Linked DNA regions of Homo sapiens: all the other regions are linked to region 2. The links are chromatin contacts, found by Hi-C or POLR2A ChIA-PET in ENCODE. All regions are on one chromosome and are shown on one strand. Each heading gives the region's core, a stretch centred on a gene start or an enhancer-like site at or near the end of the contact. The rest is flanking DNA. Distances are from core to core; before and after follow the strand shown. Region 1 has its middle 56 kb from the start of MIR4432HG. Region 2 has its middle 40 kb from the start of REL-DT. Region 3 has its middle 34 kb from the start of MIR4432.

The links. A loop is a pair of places that touch in the nucleus more often than their neighbours do. ChIA-PET counts read pairs that join two places held with the same protein, here RNA polymerase II (POLR2A). Pooled maps may share reads with other maps.
Region 1: a pooled map shows a loop between it and region 2 (2.9-fold over the local background). The contact joins two enhancer-like sites. A Hi-C loop is called at or near these places in 3 of 37 single-sample maps with no recorded cell type and 3 of 50 pooled maps. POLR2A ChIA-PET finds 5 or more read pairs at or near these places in 1 of 52 experiments (T-cell).
Region 3: a loop to region 2 is called in a map with no recorded cell type, with 6 times the contacts of the local background. The contact joins two enhancer-like sites. A Hi-C loop is called at or near these places in 8 of 37 single-sample maps with no recorded cell type and 4 of 50 pooled maps.

The regions. Positions count from the first base shown.
Region 1 is chr2:60,445,547-60,448,246 of GRCh38, reverse strand. No RefSeq gene overlaps it. Among named protein-coding and RNA genes, the nearest start is that of MIR4432HG, 56 kb to the right of the region's middle. RefSeq lists enhancers at 1,224-1,273, 1,464-1,673. Within about 2 kb of position 1,411, at least 3 of the 41 ENCODE cell types and tissues checked have a DNase peak (open chromatin) inside an H3K27ac peak, as active enhancers do.
Region 2 is chr2:60,839,615-60,842,314 of GRCh38, reverse strand. No RefSeq gene overlaps it. Among named protein-coding and RNA genes, the nearest start is that of REL-DT, 40 kb to the left of the region's middle. RefSeq lists an enhancer at 827-1,246. Within about 2 kb of position 1,359, at least 5 of the 41 ENCODE cell types and tissues checked have a DNase peak (open chromatin) inside an H3K27ac peak, as active enhancers do.
Region 3 is chr2:60,351,747-60,354,446 of GRCh38, reverse strand. No RefSeq gene overlaps it. Among named protein-coding and RNA genes, the nearest start is that of MIR4432, 34 kb to the left of the region's middle. RefSeq lists enhancers at 746-795, 936-1,015, 1,496-1,995. Within about 2 kb of position 1,311, at least 5 of the 41 ENCODE cell types and tissues checked have a DNase peak (open chromatin) inside an H3K27ac peak, as active enhancers do.

The DNA.
Region 1 (2,700 bases), core at 162-2,661, 390 kb after region 2:
AGAATAATAAGGGCCCAAAGATTAAGTGAAGTACCTAAGATCACAGTGTGAAAAAAACATCATAGCCAAGCTTGAAACCACACAGTTAGTGGCTGAGTCAGAATTGGAACCCAAGTCTCCCAGCTCCTGTGCAAAGGAATTCAAGTGGCAAATCTCTCCCTAGTGACCCACTAAATTCAGAAATAGGAATAGCAGAAAAGTATGCATTTCAGAAGGATTTAAGAACAAACCCAAAAGCTTGTTTTGGTAGTGCCAGTACTAGCAGGGAACATGTCAGCCTGCCCCATACGGAAAACAGGTTTCTAAAATAGTATTCCTATGACGGAGAAGATTTAGGTCACAACCTGAATGGATTCTTCTTTAATTCACCCCTCCAACGGTAGAAATAAACCTGGAGACCAAGAATTGCTGAGAGACAGCTTTTAAAGTTAAAAGGGCTGCTCATCAAACCAAATTCATCTCCAATGACTTAAGTGGGTCTCACAATCTGTTCCATTCTCTAGACAAGATATAAGAGAAACACCCACTGAATTTGAATTTTGATGCCACATCACATCCTGTTAGAGAATCCAAATAACCAATAGCATAACCTGTATCTTTTTCTTTCTTTTTTTTTTTTGAGATGGAGTCTCACCCTGTCTCCCAGGCTGGAGTGCAGTGGCGTGATCTCGGCTCACCGCAACCTCTGCCTCCCTGGTTCAAGTGATTCCCCTGCCTCAGCCTCCTGAGTAGCTGGAACTACAGGCAAAAGCCACCATGCCCAGCTAATTTTTTGTATTTTTAGTAGAAATGGAGTTTCACCATGTTAGCCAGGCTGGTCTCAAACTCCTGACCTCAGGTGATTCGCCCACCTTGGCCTCCCAAAGTGCTGGGATTACAGGCGTGAGCCACCACACCCGGCCTCTGTGGCCATTTCTTTTCTTGCCAGTCACCCTTTGATTCACATTTATTTCTAGTGGACATGGGTTGACTTTGAATGTCTTGGGGCCCGGTAGGGCAGCAGTTGCTGTGCGCAGCAGCTGTTTAGAGCCTGCACAGGCAAAGCCCTCCCTGAAATAGGAGAAAGACAGCGGGAAGCCTCACTGAGCAACAGCAAATCAAACATCCCTGTTGAGGATGGTCTGAGACGAAGTAATTTGCCTGATTTTTCCCCCAGTGATAGTTGCCTGAATTTCCTTAGATGGTAATGCAAGCAGACAACTCCCGCTGCCATTTCTGAACCTTCTGCTTCTCTCTCCCTGCTGATTTGTCCCTCTTCTAGAATACGTAGAAAGCCAATTGAGAGGTAGGAAGAGATTAGCTTCCTTTGGGCTCTAAGATTTGCAGTTACTCATGCTTCTATTTCAGAGTGACTGATTTTACCTGTTGCTTCACCACACAAAGGGGAAAAACCCAAAATGCAAATATTCCTCTTCAGAAACTCACCCAAAGCTCAGAACTCAGGAACACAAGAGATTTTTCTTTAAAGCGGTCCTTTGTGTGGATTTGCCTGCAGCCAATATGCCTTATTTGTGGAACTCTTTTTATTTTTCAGCTTCTCTGAGAGCACATTTTCTTTTCCCTCTGACACAGGCCTATGTGTTGGGGGCAGGATGAGGATGGGGTTCCTGTGCTTTTTGGTCTGGACTGGTAAATGGTGCTGTTCTCTGAGCCCACAGCTCAGGGTTATGATCTTGGCTTTATCATTGCCATGCTGACCCACCTGGTGTCCCCTCTTTCTGCATGTGACACATTCAAGGCCCATTCCTCCCTCTGAAAAAGGAAGGACACAATCTGTTTCCTACCTCCTACTTCCCAGCAGCACGCAACAGTCACAGCAGTGGGAGACATTCTTGTGTTCCGGCCTCTTGGGACTGGAGTGTTGACATCCAGTCTTGATGGCCACGGGGATGTGGGGTTGTGGTCCATGTTAAGGGTGGGCTTTTCTTTGCTTTTGGCTAGTAAACCCATTTTTCTTTATAAGCTTATGTCACAGAAAAAAAGCAGCAAGCGATTTTTGTTCGAAAACCAAAGCTGTCGTCATGCACACATTTTTTACACAGTTGCTTGTACAGTGCTCAGGGTGCATCTTATCACTTTGGTTGTACTTTAAGGTTGGGGGTCCCTCTTCACCCCTTTTCCTGCTGGAGGGTAGCATGGAGGGCAGCCCTTTCCCACAGGGCCTCGGCATCTCACTGAGGGTGGCAAAGCACCAAACTTCTTCGGGTGCCTGGAGATCCAGGCCCAGATGTTTCTGAAATGTGATCTCTGACTGAGAACCTAACCCTTCTCGTCCTTGATTGGCAGACTGCCCAGAGCTTGGTAAAGAGGAAAACGTAGGTTAAAGTAGAAATAATCATATCAGCTAATGTTTATTGAGAATTTACTATGTTCTAGGCACAGTGATAAGGATTTTCCAAGCATGTTCTTTTTTTTTTTTTTGAGATGGAGTTTTGCTATTGTTGCCCAGGCTGGAGTCCAATGGCATGATCTCAGCTCACTGCAACCTCCGCCTCCCGGATTCAAGCAATTCTCCTACCTCAGCCTCCAGAGTAGCTGGGATTATAGGCACGTGCCACCACGCCCAGCTAATTTTTATATTTTTAGTAGAGACGGGCTTTCACTATGTTGATTAGACTGGTCTCGAACTCCTGACCTCAGGTGATCCACCCACCTTGGCCTCCCAAAGTGCTGGGATTACAGACGTGAGCCACCGTGCCT
Region 2 (2,700 bases), core at 110-2,609:
AAATAGCTAGATATAGATTTTTAAAGTTATTTTTATTACATAATATTGAAGATATTATCAAAAGAAATAAACTTTGTTATAATTCTAAACTCATAGCAAAAATTATATAGATTTTGTGTATTATATAGATTATATAAGGACCTTGAAATAATGCACAAATGTCTTTCTAGATGCAAACACATTCTTCATATGACCATTATAATTTCTGAAAGAAAATCTGTATACATACATATGTATTATGTGGGAAAAAAAAGCCATCTACTGTGGCTATCATCGGATTATGAATGATTTCACATGTTTTCACTTTTTTTTTTTTTTTTTTTTTTTTTTGAGGTGGAATCTCACTCTCGTCCAGGCTGGAGTACAGTGGTGCCATCTCGGCTCACTGCAACCTCTGCGTCCTGGGTTCAATCAATTCTCCTGCCTCAGCCTCCTGAGTAGCTGGGATTACAGGCACATGCCACCATGTCCGTCTACTTTTTGTATTTTTAGTAGAGGTGGAGTTGCACCATGTTGGCCAGGCTGGTCTCAAGCTCCTGACCTCAGGTGATCCACCTCCCAAAGTGCTGGGATTACAGGCATGAGCCACCGCGCCCGGCCTGTTTTCACTTTTGTTTGTATTTTTTTGCTTCAGTAAAAAAGAGTTGAGAATAAGTAGAAAATAAGAAATATAGGCATCCTTCTGTATGTTGCAATGAAGGTCTTAATAGCAAAGAAACTGGCTTCTGGGACCAGCAGTATCAGCATCACCTGGGAACTTGTTAGAAATGCAAATTCTTGAGCCCACCCCAGACCTGCTAAATTAGAAACTCTGGGGGTAGGTCCAGCAATCTGCTTTAAGGAAACCTCAAGGTGACTCTGATGCATACTAAATTTGAAGACCACTGTTCTAAAGGATAGCACAAAACCAATTTGGCAAATGCTTAAGAGAGATCCAGTCTGGGAATAGATGTTTTGTTTTGTTCAATTTGGTCTCTGCCCCTTCCCTTCCTCAGCCAACCCGATTCATCTTGCTGCAATCAAACCTGTACCAGTGTTTCTCAACCCTGGCTGGGGAGCTCTTAAAAATGCCTGTGCCCAGGTGTCTCTCCAGGCCAATCTAATCACACCCTCTGTGGATGGGTCCCGGGCATCCAGGTGCTCCTGCTGTGCGCCAGGCTTGACAAATTCTGTTCTATATTCAGGTACTTTTGCGGTTGAAACAGATGATTGTTAACACCTGCCCTCAACTTCTTTCATTTATTTCCTGCAGACTCTGTGAAGCAGAACTCGGGCCTCTAGCGTCTGCTAGTCTAGATCTAAAGGTGTTTCCTGAGGGACAGTTTGGCCTGGCATGCAGGTACCTCTGCAGACCACAACAGTGCACCGAAAACACCCCCTCCCAGCACGCACACAAGTCTGGCTCCTCAGCCAAACATCAAACACCAACACTGCTGCCCATGCCAGATGCCAAGTGAGATAATGTGTGTTATACCCTTAGTGTGTTACAAAGAGAAAAGATTAATAAATGTTAGCTATCCTTATCTTCATTATCTAAATAAGGCATGTGGATCTCTTTTCATTTAAACTCACAAAATACCTGCTTAGAAGGCCTATCATGGTTGTTTCATCTTGAATTTTGTAACCATCAACTTTCATGTGAAGCCAGTGAGGGACCACTCACAGTCATGAGGGATGTTCTAAGCCAGCAGTTCTTAAAATGTGTATCACACGGGATCTTGTTAGAAATGTAAACTCTGGGCCCGGCACGGTGGCTCACGCCTGTAATCCCAGCACTTTGGGAGGCCGAGGCAGGCGGATCACGAGGTCAGGAGATTGAGACCATCCTGGCTAACACAGTGAAACCCCGTCTCTACTAAAAATACAAAAAATCAGCTGGGCGTGGTGGGCACCTGTAGTCCCAGCTACTCGGGAGGCTGAGGCAGGAGAATGGCGTGAACCCGGAAGGCGGAGCTTGCAGTGAGCCGAGATCACGCCACTGCACTCCAGCCTGGGTGACAGAGCAAGACTCCGTCTCAAAAAAAAGAAAAGAAAAGAAATGCAAACTCCGCTAGGCCTGGCGGCTTGTGCCTGTAATCCCAGTGCTTTAGGAGGCTAAGGTGGGAGAATTCTTCAGCTCAGGAGTTCAAGACCAGCCTGGGGAACATAGTGAGACCGCCCCCCACTGCCCCCACTCCACCACTTCCCTGCTCATAAATGAATGAGTAAAAAGAAATGCAAATTCTTTATTTTATTTATTGTTTTTGAGACAGGGTCTCACTCTGTTGCCCAGGCTGGAGTGCAGTAGCTCCATCTCGGCTCACTGCAGCCTCCATCTCCTGGGTTCAAGTGATTCTCCTGCCTCAGCCTCCCGAGTAGCTGGGATTACAGGCACCTGCCACCATGCCCAGCTGATTTTTGTATTTTTAGTAGAGGTGGGGTTTCACCATGTTGGCCAGGCTGATCTGGAACTCGTGGCCTCAAGCCATCCACCCGCCTCAGCCTCCCAAAGTGCTGGGACTACAGGTATGAGCCACCATGCCCAGCCAAGAAATGCAAATTCTTGAGGCCTACCTCAGTACTACTATATCAAAAACCCTGGAGGTGGTGCCCAGCCACCCATTTTCACAAGGCCCCCTGTGTTTCTGATGCATGCTCAGGTTTAAGAACTGCTGCTCTAAGCCTTCAGCCTCTCGAGCTTGTTGGAAATGCATGACCTCA
Region 3 (2,700 bases), core at 62-2,561, 490 kb after region 2:
TCTTCTGCCTTGACATAAGAATCTTTGACCTGGAACAGGTTTGAATTTAGAATTTTCCACTCCATGGACTATGGCACTGGAGGGTGGTGAATTACATTTCCCGATCAGTGCCAACAGAAAGAGAATAGGGCTTGTGATAATCAGATATATTTGCCCAAATCACTTGGATAAGTTTTTCTCCTCTGTCAATGCTGAAGCACGCTGGTGCTGGAGCAGGAAATCACAGCCCAGAGAAGGTGAGCAGGTGCCCTGTTCACACAGAGCTTGGAAGTTCTAATCTCTGACCTGAAGTGAGACATTGAAATAGAAATCTTTCTCTTCCTCCTCCCTCCTTACCCTACCCCCAGCCAACAAAGAAAGAAATGCAGGTGCATTTAACTTTGCCTGTAACTTTCTGTTCTGCAATGAAAATGGCCTCCTGTGTTTTTGTTTCACAAGCACAATTAAAAGTCTAATTTCAAAGCTACAATAGGGAAGCAAGGGCGTCAGTAAGAAACCCAGAACTTGATGCAAATAATTGAGCCATTTTTAATTTGTTCAGTGTGATCAGGTAGGGGGAAATTCTATATTTAAATATAACCAACCACCTTGAACCTTGTATGGAAGTAACTGTGTAAGAAATGTTTGGTAACATGTTGCTGAAGTTGTAAAATGTGTACCTCCCAAAACAAGGATATTCAAAAGTTAAGTTTCTCACGGTGATGTTAACACATCCGCATCGCGTTGCACATGCTGTACAATTCTGCATCATAAAAAATGGATTTACAAGCTTAAGTACTACTCGGGAATATTACATGTGTGGAATGTGGCTGGGTTAATGTCACTGTGAGACCCTTAGCCGTTGCCAAGGAGGTTTCCTGAGCCTCAGCTGGGGCCAGGCGGGGGCAGACTGGAGAAAGCCGCTGCTGCCTGGGCCTGCAACTTTGCCTAATGAACAAAAACACCATTTTGGCCTCAAAGATCTTGAGCTCCACAAGCCACAAATCACAACGAGGAAGAAATCAAACATTAAGGTTTCTCTCGGATTATTATTGACCAGGACGGTCTGGAAATTATAGGATCTTTCTAAATGTGGGCAGGGGCTTCCGTGAGGTCCAGCAACACAGTGGCATTTGCTTTTACTGCTGCTATTTCTCTGTTTCTGGTTTTACTTACTCTGACCCCTCTCCACACCAGAGCCGGTGTGAGAGCTGCTGTCACCTGGCCTTTCCCAGAGCTGGAGGGAGTCCCTGGGGGACGAGTTGGGTGGCAGGTGATGCGTGTAGACTAGGATGTGAGATTAACTCCAGTCCGAAAGGGCCCTGGGATAAATTACACATGTCCGAACATATCCATAGAGGAGGAGTTGAGTGGAAATAGGCTTCAGGGGCAGCCAAAGAGGGAAAAACATGAGGACATTGTGTGTGTGTGTGTGTGTGTGTGTGTGTTGCTGTAATGATGGGAGGGAGGATGCAAGGCAGGACTTACGGGTCCTAGCCAGCTGTGCTGCACCTGGTCCGTGAGGCAGTGTGGAGTCCACCGAAACGACCCTCAAGCCTGATGCCAGTTCCAGAAGCCCAGTCGGCAACTCTGCCACCTTACACTCCTCTCCCCGTGGAACTGCCTGGGGGTGCTGGCATGGGGACATGAGGGATGTCTGACAGGAGAAACAAGCATTTCAAGAGTGTGTGGTTGGCTTCGCTGTCCTTTGGGGGGAGGAACTGGAATCAGTCAACAGGCAAGTAAGTTGTTATTGCACACCTTTTATGTATTCTGCTGGGCCGTGGGCTGCGGAGGGCACTAAAGGGGTAGAACATCCTGCTCCTCTTGAAGACGCCCAGCCTTTGGTCCCATGACCTCAGGCACATGCGTAATCTAAGCGGCAGCCCAGAACTCATGACGGGTGCCCAGTTCCTTGATGCCTCCTGAAGGAAATGCTGCAAGCTGTTCAGAGGATGGAGACTGCATGGGGGTGTTCGTAGGCAAGGAAGGCTTCAAGAAAGAGGCAGCTCTGAGCTGCTTTTCAAAGAAGAGAGGATTTAGACAGGCAGAGAGAAGTGGGGATCACTCAATAGAAGTAAATTCCACAAGCTCTGATCTCTATCCCTAATAGGGAACGGGGCTCCTAACAATAGCTTTTTTTTGTGGTCTGAATTCAGGCCCGACTCCCAGTTCCAGCCTGAACACTGGTCAGCTGAAGACAACGCTGCCACCTTCATCTCTTCCCTGCCTGTCCTGCTTACAACAGTTGCAAGAAGTTTATACCCACATTAAGCCCCCAGAGGCAGGCTGGCAGCCAGCCTTCGCCACTGGTGCAGAGAACTGAGTCAACCACCCGGTGTTCCTGGCTGCTCCCCCTGAGAAGCTTTCCCACCCTGTTCCCTGAGTCGAGAGTCTTGGCTGGGCACCTGCTGCACTGTGGACGTGCGGACGCGGCCTCCAGAAGGGGGAAGGGAGCCCTGGCTGGCTTCTCTGAGACGTGTTGAGTGGCTTGCCATTGAAGACTGTTTCCTCACTCAGGCAGCTGCATGCCCCAAGTGAGTGACTTCCTCTCTCTGGACTCAGTTTCTGAATCTGTAGACAAAGAGGGTGGACCAGATGGTCTTGGAGGTGCCTTCCAGGTCACATCTCTCCTGTTTCTAACAGCAGGTGGAAGCAGGTGAGGAGGGCAGTCGGGCAGAGAGGAATGGAGAGGAATTCCCCCACAGAGGCTCTTGGGAA